2 separate regions of the Homo sapiens genome follow, and region 2 is linked to region 1. Evidence: chromatin loops called from intact Hi-C (ENCODE). Cell type or tissue: PC-3. All regions are shown on one strand.

Region 1 (5,000 bases):
TTGGTCAGGCTGGTCTTGAACTCCTCACCTCAGGTGATCTGCCCACCTCAGCCTCCCAAAATGCTGGGATTACAGGTGTGAGCCACGACGCCCAGCCATTTTCAGTGGTTTTTATGCAACAATAGGTAACTGGAGCAATGCCAATAATGTGCTTAGAACTGTGCTGCCAGAAAATTGAGAGGCCCCCACATTTGGGAGCCTAGATTTCATATATGTGTGATATAGATAGTCTGTCAACACACACTCTCTAACTAAGTAGCAGCTCTTTCTTCTCTGAGCCCTTGAGATGCAGTGTCTCTGCAAAAGTGGGAGAAAGTCACAGTCCATGATCTGCAACTGCAGCACTGATTCCATACATTTTAGTATTTTGACAAAGTAAGGCAGAGCAAATGTGGGAGAAGATCAGGCAAGGATTACCCAACCCAGAACTATGCTCTCCACTAGCGTCACCCAACACCTCACTCTAGCTAGATAATCACTTGATCAATGCATTTGTCTTTAAAATGCAAACACCTCCTAGGAACCTGGGACTCCTTCATTGCAGAGCAGAAATAACCCAAATAACCTCCTTAGAGTAGAAGAAGGTAGTGCATTTTGGAGATCAAGCTTAGGTGTGGGAGGGCCTTGGGTTAGCTTAAGGCCATCAGAGAATACAGACTACCTGAGAAGCATGATAGTGGGGATTACACCAAAGAAAGGAGAAAAAGAAAGGTTCTTGAAAAGTAGGTGGGAGAGTGATAGTGAGATAAGTCCTGCCCATTTATGGCTTAAATCAATAGGGTTGGTGCTGGGTACTTGCTGGGCACTGGCAGTAGATGGATGAATTGAACCTATTCTCTGGCCTAAAGGAATTTTGCAGGCTTCCCTCGGGTCTGGTTCTCCTCTAAGCCACTGACTCCTCCAGCATCAGAACATATTTGCAAGCTAAACTGCTCCCAAACCAGCCTTGGCACCCTAGTCTGCATTTACTCATTCAGTTCCCCAGTGCATGGAGCGGGAAGTGGAGAGGGAGAAGAGGAAAGGGAATTTGATGGAGAAATAGAAGGGAAGAAAAAGTAAGCCATTTGGTTCTTCATACCTACTTTTTATCTCTCTGGATGCAAAATCCTTAATTATAAAACTGGGTCTTATGCTAACATGATTACTGTACCTACCTCATAGCTAATAAATTGTTTATTAAGTGGAATTGAACTAAATCTGGGCAGTATTTGCAGAATTTACTATTCACAAGAATTTATAAAATATGACACAAGAATGACAAAGGCTAGATGAAGAAGTCATGCTCTCAAATTCACATTCTAATCAACTTTTTTTATACTTGAGAAAAAACGAGACTGTTAAAAATATTTAGTTTGGAGACACTCACATGTATTTTAAAAAGTTTTTACAAGTAAAAGCCTTCAAAAAGATACAGAAAATCTATTGGAGCAAAAGAAAATGAAATGCTAACTTGTCACCAAAGTCATTTTCGAGGCTATAAAAACCTACTTTCCCTTCCTCAAACCTATTCACAAATAAACTTTCACACTTTGGTATTCAAAACCCGCATTGCTTCAGTTAGATCCATCGTGGAATTACTCTCAAGTCTGCAATTCTCGTAGACTGTAAGATTCTTAGCATCCCACATAACAAGAACAACTAGGCACGGGCAATTTCCCTCAGTATCTTATTTAAGAGGGACACTTCTCCCCCAGGGGAACATCAATCCATCAATCCCTTCTACCTTTCAAGGCCACCATTCCCATCTCCAAAGAGCTCTTGACTGTTCAAACATTCTTTGTATTGAACTGAAATAGATTTCCTTCTGGTCTAAATGTTTTATAAAGGTGTCATTAATAAAATCATTCAAAATTTGACTATTCCAATACAAATTTGTAACAGATTTAGGGACATAGTAAGTAAAACTAGATCTTATGTAGTTCAATAGATGCTAGACACTATGACTTTTTAAAGAAAGACGAAGGGGTAGGGAGGATTTAACACTTAATAAATATTCTTTTTACATTGATTATTAGAAGCTGCGGTGGCTCACACCTGTAATCCCAGCACTTTGGGAGGCTGAGGTGGGCGGATCATCTGAAGTCAGGAGTTCAAGACCAGCCCGGCCAACATGGTGAAACCCCATCTCTACCAAAAATACAAAAATGAGCTGGGCATCGTGACAGGTGCCTGTAGTCCCAGCTACTCGGGAAGCTAAGGCAGGAGAATCGCTTGAACCCAGGAGGCGGAGGTTGCAGTGAGCCAGGATTGTGCCACTGCACAGAGCAAGACCCCATCTCAAAAAAAAAAAAAAAGAAAATAAAAAGCTCTGTAGATTTACAACAGTGAAAGGGAACACTTACAAAGAAGAGTCACCAAAAGACAAAATCATGTTAAAAGAATGAAATAGAACAGGAACAAATATATACAGTACACAATATAAAAATGCAGCTAATAAAAGCAAATATTAGTATGGATTTTAAAAGAAACATAATTCCAAGCACAGAACTTTGATTTACATACAAGTACAAAATAAAACATCTCCAAGACAGCTTTATGTAAATTTTTATAATGCAAGATGTTTTAAAAATAAATTGCAAAGAAAAAAATCAGAACAAAGCAATATCCTTTGTATTCTGTTAGTAATACAGGATAAAGAGGCTGCCATTTTTATGCTCTGAGCACGTTTAGAGGTTGTTTAAGTTTAATTTGTAAATAATTTTGAAACATTAAAGAGACATGGGGAAGTTTGTTCTGTAAGTTAAACAGTAATATGATATCAACGTCATTAAAAATAAACTTTCACCTGTTACTAATTTTCTTCTTAGTTACAAAGTCATTGTTTGTTTGAATGAATAGAAAAAGCATCTTGATGTTGTTTATACAGTCCAAACAGGAGAACAAATTGCAAAGATTCATGTATGCTAAAAAGCAAATAAAAGAACTTTTCCAAGAATATGTTGAAAACTCAACCAGGTCTATTATAAGTCCTATATTGTCAACCTCAAACAAAGCCCCAGATAGTGCATATTTGAGTTACAAACAGTACTGCAATAGTACATCTGAGAATAATTCTTTTGTATGTACTCTTGTTAATTGTGGACTTGTAATAAACTCTGAAAATTGAGCCCTGTAGTACAAAAACTCTTCCACAAACTCTGCCAGCAAAGCAAAAAAGTATTTTGTGTGGTGCCTTTGGTTTCAGTTTATTATTATAGGAGGTGTGTCAGATTGTGTGTGTATAATTGTGTGTTTGTTTATAGTTTATGAATATGCGTGTAATTTTGGCACTGCCTTCCATTTTCAGCAGCAGACTAAACCCATGCCCAGAAACAAACGGAAATAGCCCTTGAAAGGTACAAAATGACTAGATTGGGCCATTGTAACCTGGGCCATTCACATGAATAAGCAGATCATGACCACACCTTCAAATATTAAGTTTCTGTACTTTGGAATCAAAAGCCTAGGTCTGGTCGGGCATGGTGGCTCATGCCTGTAATCCCAGCACTTTGAGAGGCCAAGGTGGGCGGATCACCTAAGGCCAGGAGTTCTGAGACCAGCCTGGCCAACAGGGCGAAACCCCGTCTATACTAAAGATACAAAAATTAGCTGGGCGTGGTTGTGGGCGCCTGTAATCCCAGCTACTCGGGAGGCTGAGGCAGGAGAATCGCTTGAACCCCGGAGGCAGAGACTGCAGTGAGCCGAGATCGTGCCACTGCACTCCAGCCTGGGCGACACAGCAAGACTCCATCTCAAAAAAAAAGAAAAAAGTCTAGGTCTGTGTTTCCAAACTTGCGACTAGAAGCCCTCAGGGACACTCCACTCAACTAATGATAAGAACATAACAAGAAAAAAGATCTTCTGCAAAAACATAATTTAGGCCTTAGCAAAAAGCAGAATTCAGGTAAACATTCTATACACAATAAACTATCGGATGTCTGTTTTCTGAACCCCTTTTCCACGCCCTACTGGAAAGAACCAAAGATAAAAATGTCTAATGATTCCAGGATATTCCCAAGTGCTCCCTCCAGTTTTCCATTTCTCTCTCTTTCTCTCTTTCACACACACATACACACACACACACACATACACACACACACACACACACGAATTGAAGTAGTAAAGTCCCTTTAATCTCCAGCTTTCGTCTGCATTGTTTACACACTATGTTAGGAGATTTCAGAATATTTTTAATTTTAACAATCTAAGGACATTTATTCTTCCTGTTACCTTACAGCATCAAATATTCTCTCTCTCTCTCCCTCAATGCCCACCTGTTCCCTCACCCTCCCTTCCTGTCTTCCTCTCTCCTTTTCTCTCGCTTTCCCTCTTTCTTTCCTCCTCTCTCCTCTCCTTCATCAAATAAGCAGTACAAGCCTGTCCTATCCTGAAGTTTTTTCCCCAATTCTTTCAGCACCCCATCAAGACCCTACTCTATCTCTTTGCTCTTAATCTCCAAAACTTCCTGAATTAGTGGATTGTATTGCTGCCAGCTTTTCTCACTGTCAGTGATGCAATATCACCTTCAATCCATCTCTGTCATGTACTCCTCTCTCTTAAGTGTCTCTGGTGAACATTTTGTTGACAGAGCCTTTTCCTCAGTTTACATTCTTCACCACACTAGATCCTATTGGACTTCTTGAAATCCTTTCCCTATGGTTTCCTTAATGCATACTCTTCATTCTCTTATGTTTCTGAAAATCCCTTCTCTGCATTCTTCTCCAGTCCTTCCTCTGTATTTGTCTCCATAAATTCAAGTGTCCTTAAAGGATCTTTCCTTCTCTGTTTATTCTACTGTTCACTCATTTGGTGCCTGGTTCAATTTTTACAGCTTCAACTCACAGCTCTGTCCAAATGGCTTCCAAATCTTTTTCTGATCCGGATTTCTCTCCCGAACCTCCACTTCACATCTCCAGCTCTGCATCAAACACTTGCACTAAGGGCCCCTCCCTCTGGGGCATCTCTCACATTTGCTTCCACATTTCATGCTCATAGCCTCTACTCTGGTCCAAATGCTTGTG
Region 2 (5,000 bases), 170 kb before region 1:
TTAAAATCAGTGACAAATTGAAAACTCTTAAAAGTAGCTAGAAGGAAGCTAAAGTAAAAATAAAGAAAATTATATACATAAGAACAAGATATCAGTGGTTTTCCTGGGGCAAGGGGAGAAAAAGAGGAAGAGGATGCAGCGATTACAAAATGGCAGGAGGAAACTTTTAGGGATGATGCCTATGTTTGTTACTTTGATTATGTTGATGGTTTTACAAGTGTATACGTTTGTCACAACTCATCAGATTGTACATTTTAAATATGTACCCTAATAAAGCTATTAAAAACTCCACAATAAAATACTACTGCACAGACACAAATGGATAAAGTTAAAAAGCTGACAGTTCTAGGTACTGGACACACTTTTATGAGAGTATAAATCAACAAACCACTTTGAAAAATTCTTTGACAGTATCTCCTAAAGCTGAACAAGTGCATACACTATGAAACAACAACTATACGCCTAGTAGATAGCTAGGAGAAATATTTACATGTGTTTACTGAACTAAATGCACAGGTAGCATTGGTAATAGCCACCTGGGAAACATTTCAACATCCAACAAGAATAAAATGGGTAAGTAAAGTATGGTATATCCATACTGTGGACAACTATGAAGAAATAATCAGATAAAACTACTGCTGAAACTAATCATCTGGATAAATCTTAGAGACAATGTTTAGCACTCACAAAAGAGTATATATCATATGGTTCCATGTATACAAGGTTCAAAACTAATTTGGGTGTTTGAAGTCACGGTGATTGGATCCCCTTCGTGGGAGTGCCTGGGAGGGGGCTTTAGGAGGCAGCTGAGGTGCCGAAAACATTACATTTCTTGATGTGGGTGCTGGTAACACAGGTGTGTTCAGTTTGCAACCATTCTTCAGTACACTTTGCATGCTTTCCTGTATGTATGTTATACTTCAATATACTTTAAAATGTGTAGTTTTGGCTAAAAAAATATAAGAAACTAAGAGCTCCAAACCAAAAAGATATACATTAAACATTAGGAAGTTTTTGCTTATGATGGGGAGAGGAAAGAGAGTGGAGAATGGAGATACAAGGGGAAGAAAGAGAGAGAGACTGATTTAACTATGGCTGATCGCCTTATGTAAAATAATTATGAATATTTATAGAACGCATTATTGTGTTTGAAGTTGTATGTACCAGACATTCTTAGTTTTTCAGGCCCAAACCTATTCTTACCTAAACTTCTATCCCTGCTACACTTCTCTCACCCAACCCTTTTATTAACTGCCCCGTCACCACCATTAACAACAACTAGACAGGTCAACATTAATTGATTGGTAATAAAATTAGATAATAGGCAGAGTCTACACATCTTTTAAAGACATGCCGTAAATTCTCCTCCCAAGGTGGCAGTATCCCTAGCATTCCCATGAATTTAATTGTATCATTTATCCTCAAAACCCATAGTTTCATACCCTATTTTTATAAAATGTTTAACCTGCACAATAGGTCTCTCAACTTAGTATTTCATTTAATAAGCAGCCCACGAATTATGTAGGAAATCCTAAAGAACATTCCAAATTCCTGAAGAAAGTTTAACTGTGAGCCACATAAAATCTGTAAAATTCACAACAAGAAAAAGAGCTTTTGAATCCAAAATCTAAATAAATATTTCCTAATGAGGAGAATGAAAATATTTATAACCACCTAAGTTTCTAGAATACTCTTAAATGTTCAAATGTGGAGGGTCCTGTTTTAATTTCTACTCCATTCTCTCCTTTCCATAACCTTCACCTTTTAAAAATATTATCAATTATCAATTGGAACAGTGAACAAGAACTAGAGTAAAAAATTGATTGAAATTTTGCTGCATAGAAATTCAGCTGTGGGCTGGGCACAGTGGCTCACACCTGTAATCCCAGCATTTTGGGAGACCAAGGCCGGTGGACCACTTGAGGTCAGGAGTTTGAGAGCAGCTTGGCCAACATGGTGAAACCCTGTCTCTACTAAAAATACAAAAATTAGCCAGGTGTCATGGCAAGCGTGCCTGTGATCCCAGCTACTTGGGAGGTTGAAGCAGGAGAATCTCTGGAACCCAGAAGGTGGAGGTTGCTGAGATCACACCACTGAACTGGGTGAAAGAGTGAGACTCCATCTCAAAAAATGAAAATAAAAGGAGAAATTCAGCTGTGAATTTTTTTTTATTGAGTATCATATAGTTTAAAAAGCTTAAAAGAAGAAACTATTATATCAAAGTTTGAAACGAGGAGAAAAGACTCCTATATTCTGACATAATCAGATTATGTATTACAACGTCTTTAATCCTCTAAAGCAAAGCAAAAAGTGACACTAAAGAAAGATGTTTGCACAGAATTCCATGGGAAATTTAGCTTTCTAAGTAATAGGTTTTTATAATGGGGAGACACTATATTAAATTACTCCAGTGTTCACCACCAGGTGTGTAATACATATTCGATATTATAAAATCAGTTTAAATGTGGGTACTAAGTTACAGTCCTGAAAATATAGATGCCTCTACCTTTGAATCTAAGCCCTCTGTATAGATGCCCACCATTTAGTCTGGCTGTAGATGTCAAATGAAAACATTTTAAATGTGTTAAAATGAAAGATTACCTAGTGGTAAATGAGGTAATCTTGTCCCTGTTCTTCTTTGTCATTGATAATTAAAAACTAAACATCTTGCAAGATGATACTTTTAAAATGACTTCCTTACACCCACACAGAACATCTATTAATTCAGCTCAGGACACTTCATGATTTTATGAGCTCAAAAAAAGCAGTAAAGATATATAAACAGCATAAAACCTAGGCTTTATGCAGTGTTTAGCAAACCACAATTGTTCTCTCCTGACATTTACTTCCTACCTTATATATCTTCTAATCCTTGATGTGCACATTGAAAATGTCAACAAGTTCTCTAAAGTTAATCATGTCTTCGTGTTTGAATTAGATAAATTTTGTTTATTTTCCTGAATCACACATAATTCACGAAATTCCAAACTTCTCAAAGTTTCTCAAGTTCATATTAAGTATCTAGAAACATAAGACAAAAACACATAAACTCAACCTAGTAGAAATAACTTTCTCTTTTGTGAGAAAGGCTTTCTGGCAAGCTAGGAAGAATTCTTCAAAGCAAACATGCTTTCCCACATACAGCAGAATTATTACACTTTGGTTGGGTTGTTCCTTTGTTGGAGTGTGATAACTTATGAAAGAATTAAGAACTCTCAAAGAAGAGCAGTAAGAAGAAAGCCCACTAGTGAAGAAAGATCAATACATATGGACACTCTCCCGTGAAGACAGTATGAGAAAGGAAGATAGAAAAACAAACTTAGGCTCTAACCACCATCAAACTCTCTGATCATTGCACACTTCGATCTGTCCAATGTGTCAAACAAAGCAAAGGGATGTGTTCATCCTGCCTTACTTCTGAAGTTATGAAGGTAGTCTGCTTTTAAGCTATTATTTAAGGGTGAATGCTAATTTATTCCCTATCTAAAGAATCTAATTTACATCATGATTATTTTTTATGCTGTAAAGGTAGATAATTGTTTTCACCTTTTCCCTATCTTAACTCAGCTTTGTAACACCTTTTCTGGTTTGCATAGATGAGTTTGTCATTAAAAAATACTTTTCTAAGAAGTTATCTATCCAAATTGCAAGTTAACGTGTATAAAACATGTGCTACTATTAGAACTTAGAGAATTGTTTTATCTATATTTGACTGTCATAAATTTTACAACATTTATTGACTGAGTGTAGACTATCCTGGACAAATTGTAGGTGCCCTCTCTTTGGAGCAGAAGATTGCAGATGGTAGACACAGACACACACAGACACACACACGCACACACACACAAGCCTCCATTGAAAAAGTTAATCATAATTGTAAAAAATTACTTTCCAGCATCAATTTCAATTCTCTGAAACTTTGAGTTACCTATTCAACACTTTTCCTTTACAAACTGGTAATTAGGAAAAAAAAGAATATATATACAATGTGTCATACTTTCTATTTTTAACATTCGTTGAAAAACACAGCCAAACTCATTAATTTAGATGAAAGGAAAATGTCTATGCTATTGTTTATCTGTGAAAGAACTGGAAATCTCCATTTAAATTCAAAAGATATTAGCGACATAAAATGAAGTTTCATTCATTAGATTCACATTTCTTTCTCCAATTGTATTGCAATCTATTTAGGACCATCTCTGTACTTTTTGTTTTCTTATTACTGGCATGAAGCCATTTTTCATGGAATATAATTCTCCATAGTATTTGTTTTGAGAGAATGAGTAGCGTGTGTTCCTGAGATTTAATAGGAGCAGTTTTCACATGTTTTGGGTGCATTGTATCATAATATTAAGAGCATAAACTCTGGAGTAAAAATGTCAGAGTTTGAACTTTGGCTCTAATACTTAACAGCTATGTAATTTTGGGTAATATATGTAATGTCTCTGGGCTTCTGTTTCCTTATATATAAAATGGATAAAATAATAATACCTAGATCAAAGTACTTTTAAGAGGATTAAATGGGTTCATTTGTATAAATCACATAAAAAAGTGCGCAGCACATAGTAAGTTCTCAATAATTTTGAGTAGTATTTTTATTGTTTATACATTACTTATATTTTTATTAAGGATTATATTCCTTTATGTTTACATTGGCAGCTGTAAACAGTATTTAGAGAGTTAACTCTCTACTTGGGAAAATATGTCGATGAACAAGAGATGCAATGTAGGATATTGAGTGTGGACTCATAACAGACAAAAATAAAAGAAAAAAATAAGCTAAACAAAATCTGAGGAAGAAATAGATGGAAATCAAGAGAAGTGGAGTGGGCAAGAGTGGAGGTAAGAAGGGAGAAATGCAAAAACATACAGGGTGGAAGATCGCGTAGCATAGCAAGGGAATCTTGTACAAGATGGCAGAAATCGCAGTGAGACAGTGATGTTTAATATCCATTAATTGTTATTACAGAGTTGTGCTGCAAAGATTAAAGTCTTGAAAA

The links. Hi-C counts contacts between places; a loop is a spot of excess contacts. Peaks named below come from ENCODE experiments on the same cell type or tissue, not always from the same donor. Only the 100,000 strongest peaks of a DNase experiment are listed, where the experiment ranks them.
Region 2: a loop joins it to region 1, with 8 times the contacts of the local background. A loop is called at or near these places in 1 of 110 quality-filtered maps.

What each region holds. Positions count from the first base shown.
Region 1 is chr12:42,995,066-43,000,065 of GRCh38, reverse strand. No RefSeq gene overlaps it. Among named protein-coding and RNA genes, the nearest start is that of LINC02461, 160 kb to the left of the region's middle. In PC-3, no CTCF peak of the experiment used is centred here; no DNase peak of the experiment used is centred here; H3K27ac peaks cover 1,297 bases.
Region 2 is chr12:43,167,100-43,172,099 of GRCh38, reverse strand. No RefSeq gene overlaps it. Among named protein-coding and RNA genes, the nearest start is that of LINC02461, 14 kb to the right of the region's middle. In PC-3, no CTCF peak of the experiment used is centred here; no DNase peak of the experiment used is centred here.